Linked DNA regions of Homo sapiens: region 1 is linked to region 2. A link is an interaction called in ENCODE POLR2A ChIA-PET data of the cell type or tissue named here. Cell type or tissue: PC-9. All regions are shown on one strand.

The links. ChIA-PET counts read pairs that join two places held together with the same protein. Peaks named below come from ENCODE experiments on the same cell type or tissue, not always from the same donor. Only the 100,000 strongest peaks of a DNase experiment are listed, where the experiment ranks them.
Region 1: POLR2A ChIA-PET joins it to region 2 with 14 read pairs; 1 of 35 experiments calls an interaction of 5 or more read pairs at or near these places.

What each region holds. Positions count from the first base shown.
Region 1 is chr5:133,832,557-133,836,556 of GRCh38, forward strand. It overlaps a transcript of FSTL4 not described here. Among named protein-coding and RNA genes, the nearest start is that of WSPAR, 79 kb to the right of the region's middle. In PC-9, no CTCF peak of the experiment used is centred here; no DNase peak of the experiment used is centred here; H3K27ac peaks cover 351 bases.
Region 2 is chr5:133,455,576-133,459,575 of GRCh38, forward strand. The region is part of intron 3 of FSTL4 (follistatin like 4); the gene reads right to left. Among named protein-coding and RNA genes, the nearest start is that of MIR1289-2, 30 kb to the left of the region's middle. RefSeq lists an enhancer at 1,847-3,046. In PC-9, no CTCF peak of the experiment used is centred here; DNase peaks (open chromatin) are centred at 296, 1,506 and 2,526; H3K27ac peaks cover 3,861 bases.

The sequences.
Region 1 (4,000 bases), 380 kb after region 2:
GATACTAGGTAGGAATTTACCTTCGCTCTGCCCATGGGCAAGTCCATATGGCCATTCACCAGATATTTCCAGCTTTCCTCCCTACATACATTTCTCCATCTCTTTTGCAGTTAGGCAAGACCATTAAACTTGTTTTGACCAACAAAATGTGAGTATGAGCATCACATATTAGTGCCTGGTAGGTGGTTTAAAACAAGAGGCAGATAACTTTTTTTATAAAAAGCCAGACATACATTAAGGCTTTGTGGTCATATGGCCACTGTCACCAACTATCCAACTCTGCCGTTGTGGCACCACCAAAGCAGCCATATATAATAGTATCAAATGGGTGTGGTGTATTCCCATAAAACTTTACTAATGGACACCAAAATTTGAATTTCATATGATTTTTGTGTCACAAAATCTTTTGTTTTTTTAACCATTTTTGAATGTTTAAAAAAAACCCTTATAGAATGCACAAAAAAATGTGAAAGGTCAGATTTGGTCTCGAGGCCATAATTGACCAACCCCTGCCATAAATAAAATCAGTGGATGATTTGCTATATCCCCTCTCCCTGCTGAGACAGCTCTGTCATCGGTCCAGGTCCATGAATGCCTATGAGGAGCAGAGCCCACAGTCAGTTCCCAGCAGACATGGAGAGTGAGCAAGAAAGAAACCTTGATTGTTGGAGTCACTGAGATTTGGGAGGTTGTTACTGCAGCAAACCTACCCTCTGAAATGGTCTCTGATGGGATTTTCTAAGATAACTAATGGACTAGACAAAATTGCAATATGAAGAGATTATTAAGAAATGATTTTTTTGAAACATACTTTATTTTTTGTAGTACCCATTGTTATTAAAATCATAAATTATGCATAAAGAATATTAATCTGTTCGTTAAAGCAGATCCTGAATATGCTGAAACTTGACAACATCTCCTACATCTATTTAGAATCACGGGGAAGTTTCAGAGTCATGACCTTTCTTTTCCTTCTCAAGGGTATTTACATTCATCCTGGGCTTTCTCCTCATCTGTCTCATCAGTGACACTGACCGTTTGGGAATCTCAGTCTCATACCCAACCTTTCCGTCTTTAACCCAAGAGATGAGTAGGATTCCAGACAGAATGAACCATTCCAGACATCACATTTTAATAATGAGACAGGAAGAGGCAGAAGCAGAAAGGTATGCCATGTGACTTCAAGTATGTCCCTTGTCCTTTCTGGGTCTTTTTTCCTCCTGTAAAACTAGGAGTTGGAAAAATAATATTTATAAGCTCTTTTAGTTTAGATATTCTAAGACTAGATATAATGTCCAACAATTTAAAACAAACCCTTTTGGATCTGACTACAGAAACAAACTAGAAAGAGCCTTTGGACCCACTCAATCTAGCTCTTTATCTAAGAGTCTTCTAAAGAAGTCAGACGTGTCCCTATTTTGATCCCACAGAATTAATCTAGAATGACCTGGAAACTGACCAAAGAAGAAACACAAATGAACAATGAACAATGAAAGTCTGAGAAATATTCAGTCATATTCAGTCTTGCTAGAGATTAGAGTAATACAGATTTAAAGATCAAGAACCATTTTCCATCTACTGGCTTTGCCAAGGTTCATAAGGAGGATCATATCCCATGTTGGTAAGAGGAGGGAGTCCAGAGACCCTGTGCTAATGGGGAAGTAAGCTGGCATGGTTTTTCTAGAGCAATATGTATTGAAAGCAATAAACATGGGCACCCCCTTTGACTAAGCAATAGCCCTACATCTACTGTTTTTTTCAAAAAAATGGATAAGCACAAGACAGGTAACACAACAAACAGATACAGCATCATTTCTAATGACAAAAAAAATTAGAAACAGTAAATGACTAAAGGTAAGGAATGATATAAATTAAAAATGGTACCTTGATAAAGTGAAATACCATCCTGCCATTAAAGATAATGCTGCCATACATTATATGAGCCTAATTTTGTGGGGGGTGGGGGGAGTAACAATTATAGACATACATAGAAAAAGGACTGGAAAAAGTATCAAGATGGAAACACCAAATATCAAAAATATCAAAATACCAAAAATGGAAGTAGTTATCTCTAGAGGTGTTAATTTTCTGAATTCTACTTTTCATTTTCCATATTGTTATAGAATCAGAAAAAATAAGCATTAAATGGAAGTAAAAACTAAAAAAATATAAATCTGTATATTTATTGATTTCAAAGGTGTTCTTGACACAATTGAAAAGTTATTTTTCTAAGTTAGCTATCAAATAACATGTATAGTTAGATCCTGTTTTGGAAAATGAGAAAAAGACTGAAAATATCTTTATGATATATATTATATATATTTTATGAAAAATGCATAAAAATTAAGTGATTTGTGGGGTAGGGTTATGAGTGAATTTTTTCCTTCTTGTCTTTTTTCTGATTATTCTACACTGAACATATATGTGTAAAAACAATAAAAAGGAAGCAAAACTCTTTAAAAATAAGTGAATTAAGAAAGATCCAGATGCTTCAGGCAAGTTTGCTCTCAATGCTAAATAAGTCACGTAGATCAGTACCCTCCTCCTACACACACACAAAGACAGCAACCTCCATGGTCTTCTATAACTTTCCCATGATTCTATATCATCACTGCATGGATGAACAGGCTGCCTTGAAGAGGCAGGCGGGAACATTGGGAGCCCAGCACACTTAAGACTAGGGACACACTTTTGATTCTTGCTACTGACTCTCAAGGGTCCCGATTCTGATAGTCTGTCTTTCCACTTTTGGGCATCTCACAGCCAATACCCATCAGCCCATGTGTGTTCTGTGTGTGAGCCTCAATTTGCTGACTGATATAAAATATTAGGCAGTAAGAAGAACATGGTTCTGGAAGAGCACCAAAATGGACGTTTGGCATTCTTTAAAGTTCTTACCTGTTCCTGAAATTTGTTCAGGTAGTTAGACACCCAGGAAGCAGGGCACTTACTATGTAACACTTGGATGTAGCAGTATACTTGATCTGTATCATATGAACCAGGAAGATCTCTCTTAGTGAGTAATCTCTACTTATATATACTACAGAAATCTCCATGAGCACATAAGACCACAGGTAAAGCAAGCTCTAAGAAAATGCCTGCCCTGCTATTATTTTCCAGTGATACTTGTTTTTATTTATTTTGTCATCTGCTAGTGCTAACTTCAAATAAAAGGTATCAGGACCCAGATATTTAAGAAAAAAATATATGGGAGAAAAAGTTGGGAAAACTCTATTAACTTGAAAAGAAAATTTCCTACCGTGATTATAAATAAGTCTATTTCTCCTTTTGAGTCTAACAATTTTTGCTTTCTATATTATGAAGCTATGTTATTAGGTGCCTATAAATTTGGATTTGTTATAGATTCCTAGTATGTTGACACTTTATCATCATGAAATGATTATTTTTATCTCTGGTAATGATTCTTGCCTCTATACATTGTGCCTCCGATTAATATTTGCATAGTAAATACACAGTAAAAGTTACTTTTTCTCCTTTTACTTTCAATCTTTTTGAATTATCACATATAAAAATATGTCTCTAAGAAACATAGTTGAGTTTTGTTTTTATCTAGTCTAACAATCTTCATCCTGTAATTAGTCTATTTACATTCAATGTAATTACTGATATATTTGAGTTTATAATCTTACTGTTTAATTTCCAGTTGTCCTGTCTGTTTTATGTTTCTTTTTCTTACCTCTTTTGGATCAAGTATTTTCACTATCTCATTTTTCTTCACTCTTAGCTAGTTAGTTATACATCGTTTTACAAATCTTATAGTGCATACCCTATATTGAGTGCATTCTTGACTTGTTAAAGCCTAAAGTAAATTAGTATTTTGTACTACTTCTTGGACAAATTTAAAATTTTAATTTCATTTGTCCCAAACCCACTGCCATTTGTACATTGTTGTGTATTTTAATTGTATATTTTTAACCCTAGAAGACATAGTCAGATTTTTACCCATACATATATGCACACATGTATGTGTGTGGATGTA
Region 2 (4,000 bases):
TAGCCAGCTGAAGCTGACAAGAGAGGGTCTTTGAAAGAGGCCTGCAAAAGAGAAATGTCTAGATGGAGAGAAAAGAAGGAAAATCCCAAGGGAAGTTTTATGTCAGCTCAAGACCATATTCAAGGAGGCTTCAAGAGCAAAATGATACTTAAGGTCTTAGAAGAGAAGTGAATGGTCAAAAGGCAAAGGGTTGGTGACATGGAATTATGAACAAGACTCCTGGCCTGGTGCCCACACTCCACCACAGCCTGAGGACATGGACTTCTGCAAACCTGTGCTGGCCTCCTGCTCCCTTGCCAGGAAGGGAATGCCTCCAGCCTGGGCTAGCACCCAGAAGTTCATGTGCATGCTCCCTCTGAACCCACAGGGAGGCTCCTGGAGGTCTGACAGTCGCCGAATACTTCTAGGTTCCCAGCTCTCGTAGTGTCTTGTCATCAGCAAGTTCTACTTGCTACGTGTAAGGCAGGGGAGGGCGTTCTGGGGATAGTAAGTTAGCAATGCAGGTATTTCCTGTAAAGAGCCTCAGCCATGTGGATCAGTCTTTTGGGCATAATGTCCTGGTTATATTAGGACCCCAGGGACTCTTGGAGGAGCTCCTCAGGGTCCTTCTGTATCTCTGATTTCTGCAGCACATCATTCACTGACTCACACATGCACATACACACACCCTAGCCCAAACCTCCTGGTGGGTGGAGATGAAGCCCACTGGCTGTGAAGCTGGCCGTCCTGAGACAACAAGTGGGCCATGCTCGGACTGGACGCCAACTTAGGCCTTGTGATAGCTTTGGCTTCTACTTTTTGCTTTAGCTTTGATGTGCTCTGGGTTACACACTTGGCTAGTGAGCCCTGCTTTTGGGGGATGGTCACCCTCCCCTTTCTTCAGTGTAGCTTACGCATTAGTCCAGCTTAGGGAGGGGGAAAACCAGCTGATTCTCTGCCTGCTGCCTACACTGCCTTCAAGACCCAGACACAGGCTTTCCCTGCTGAGGCCAACAGCCCTTGGTGGTCACTGGCACTTTGGGTTAGGACCCAATAGTATGAAGCTTTCTTTCTTTCCTTTTTTTCTGAAGACTTGTCAATGGTCAAGGCACATCATACAAAGTTGTACTTAAAAAAACAAAACAAAACAAAACAAAACAAAACAAAAAACCCTGAAGCACAAGTAACACACCACATAAGCATGCAATTTTCTTCACTATGGTTTTGCCCCAGCATAGGAACGAGCCCCCAACTATCTGTGACATGAATGGTTCTGAGTTGAGAAGAGCTGGGAGCACACACAGCCTGGCTGCACCCAGAGGATGCCCCAGGAAACCTGTCTGCTTCCTACCTCTGGTCCATTTGTGCCCTGCTGACTTTTTGAATTTTTGCCCTTCAGATCTCTACACAGTACAGGAACTTGCTGAAAGACCTCATGAAATATGACTGGTGAGATTCCATTCCTCTGACCCTCAGCAAGGATGGAGCTAAATGCACTGGGTGGAATTTACAACCTATAATTTTCTGTAACATTTTTCCTGGAGTGGGGAGATAGAGAAAGAAAAAAAAAAAGAAGAAGAAAAAAAGAAAGCTAAGAGAAGGAAATATAATTTCAATTCATTCATGATTTATCTATTCCCTCCCTGTGGCTGCAGGGGAATTTTAACTCGGTTGCAAAATGGCCTGGTTGTGCAAGATGCCACATGCCATGGAACTGCAAACAGCATGCGCACGTTAACCTTTCCTTTGCTGGCTGCTTCCAGCCTTTCACCCTGCTGCTACCTGGCCTGACATTTTATAGATTTCAGCAACTGGGCAGGATATCACGGGCCTTCTGGAGCACACAGGTGGGTGGTACCTGGTATGCATAGACTCACCCCTTTCCCCGCACAAACAAAACTCTGTAGCCAATGTGAAACAGAATGTTTGAAATCTGTGTCCTTTCCACTTCTGCTGCTTTCTCCTTTATCCAATGCCTTTCCTTTGAAATGCTGTGAAGCCCTGAAGGGATGCGAGTGAGCTGTGAAGAGGAGCCTCTTAGAATTGTCAGTTTCATGTTAGCCAGCCAAGGCAGCGGGGCCAATCAAACGCTTCTCAGCTGCCTGTGTCATTTGCACTGATGGGCTCCACCTACAAAGGAGTCGTCAGCATCTCAAGTCTGCATTGCCCCACTTGGTGTAACAAAGCCCTTCCCCATACATTTCCCCATTCAATCTGCTTCTGCCATTTAATCAAGCATTCTTTAACTTCCAGAAGAAAAGGGAACACAGTGACCTTGGAAGGAGTGGATGAGGCCATTAATCAATGGTCTCTGCATGTAAATGAGGAGCAGCCAATTCCTACAGCTGAGCATCAGATTCCAATTAGTGCACAAGACCGAGTCCGGGAGGAAGGGGTTAATGTCAAATGTCACCAGGCAGAAGAAACACAGGAAAATTCATTCCCATAGCCTGGCCTCCGACAAGCATCTATCTATCTATACGTTCAGCTGAACTTTCCTTTCCCATTCTGCGCAGTGAACAGTCATTGTTTAAAAATGTCATGATAATAATCAGCTTTTGCGGCAAAGATATGAAAAATGTATTTTAAGATCAAAAGGATGATATTGTCTTCCAGCAGATTACACATTCCGCCCACAGAAAAGGCTAATCTGATGTCCTCAGAGAGGAAATAGGTAAACATTTTCAACATTATCACCATCTGTGTTTCATTTCTTTGGGCCTGCTCAAGAAAAAAGTTATTTATGTATTAATAAAAAAGAATGATTTTGTCCTTCAGAAAATGGTAATGGCAGCCTTGAAATATCTGCCTTGGGTTTTACAATCCCAGCTGTGTATGCCCAGGAAGAAACAGGGATGCCATCAGCTCACCTCCTTGGGTAGTGAGCCTCCTTCCTCCCCGTTCTCTGTCTTCATCCCAAATTGAAGTTAGGTCTGGCATTGGCCAAGGCAGCATCTCATCCCATGTATTTCATGAGGAGAGAATAGGCTTCCTTAATGGGAATGCCAGAGAGGTGCCCTGGGGTTGGAATCCCCGTCCTTCTGCATCTGGCAAGCCACATGTCCTCTCTGGGCCTGGGTCCCATCTGTGGACTGGGGATGGCCTGGCCTCATGGGAATGCCCCCAGATGATGGGCAACTGTTTTCCAGTTACCAGGGCCTCACAGACACAAGCACTGGCATCACTGTTGTCTGTGGGAGTATTATCACCAAACACAAGGTGGGAGAGGAGGAGGGAAGGATTGAGTGCTGTAAAACCTGCAACCTTTTAGATTGTTTCAAGCGTTGGCTTGGACAGCCTCCTGTGAAGGCCCCATCACATCCTCCAGGAGCTCTGGAGCAGCAGGGGGTAGGGTGCACACACACCTGTTGTAGACGGGGACGGAGGAGAGGCGCAGCGGACATTAGACACCCCAGCTCCCATGGCCTCTGAAAGTCAGGCTGGTGCTGATGGATGGCTCAGACCTCTGCCTTAGAGGTATGGTGTCACTGCCCCCACCTCCAACAGACCCCACCTGCCTCTGGAAGCAGGAGGGCATGTGTGGGGCTGAAGGCTCTCGGGAAGCTTTCAGCCAGCAGTCTTCCAGAAACTGCAGAGATTCCACTGTTTTTCCCCATTTCCTTGGGCCTGAGAGGCTGAAGCAAAGGGCACATATGTTTATTCTGAGGCTAAAAACAAAGAGCAAAGCAAACCCACCGACAGTCCCCGAGAGTGCTTTCCCTTTCCACCACCCTGGGGTCCGTGCAGGGCAGCCCTTCCTCCAAAGCAGTGGAGAGGGAAGCCCCCATCAGCCACCACCCATGAAGAGTCTGCATGTGGAATTAATAGCATACCAAGAGTCACTCAGTATTTAGGACAATTAAATATGACGAGGATTAGATTTTTTTAATTCCAGGTTAAAAAAAACCCACTTATTTAGAACTTCAAGTGTCAATATAAAATAATGTTTTTTTAAAAATTGTTTTGCTCTCAAAAATCTACCTTAGAGTTGAGTAAATTAAATATTCAATTAGCAGATATT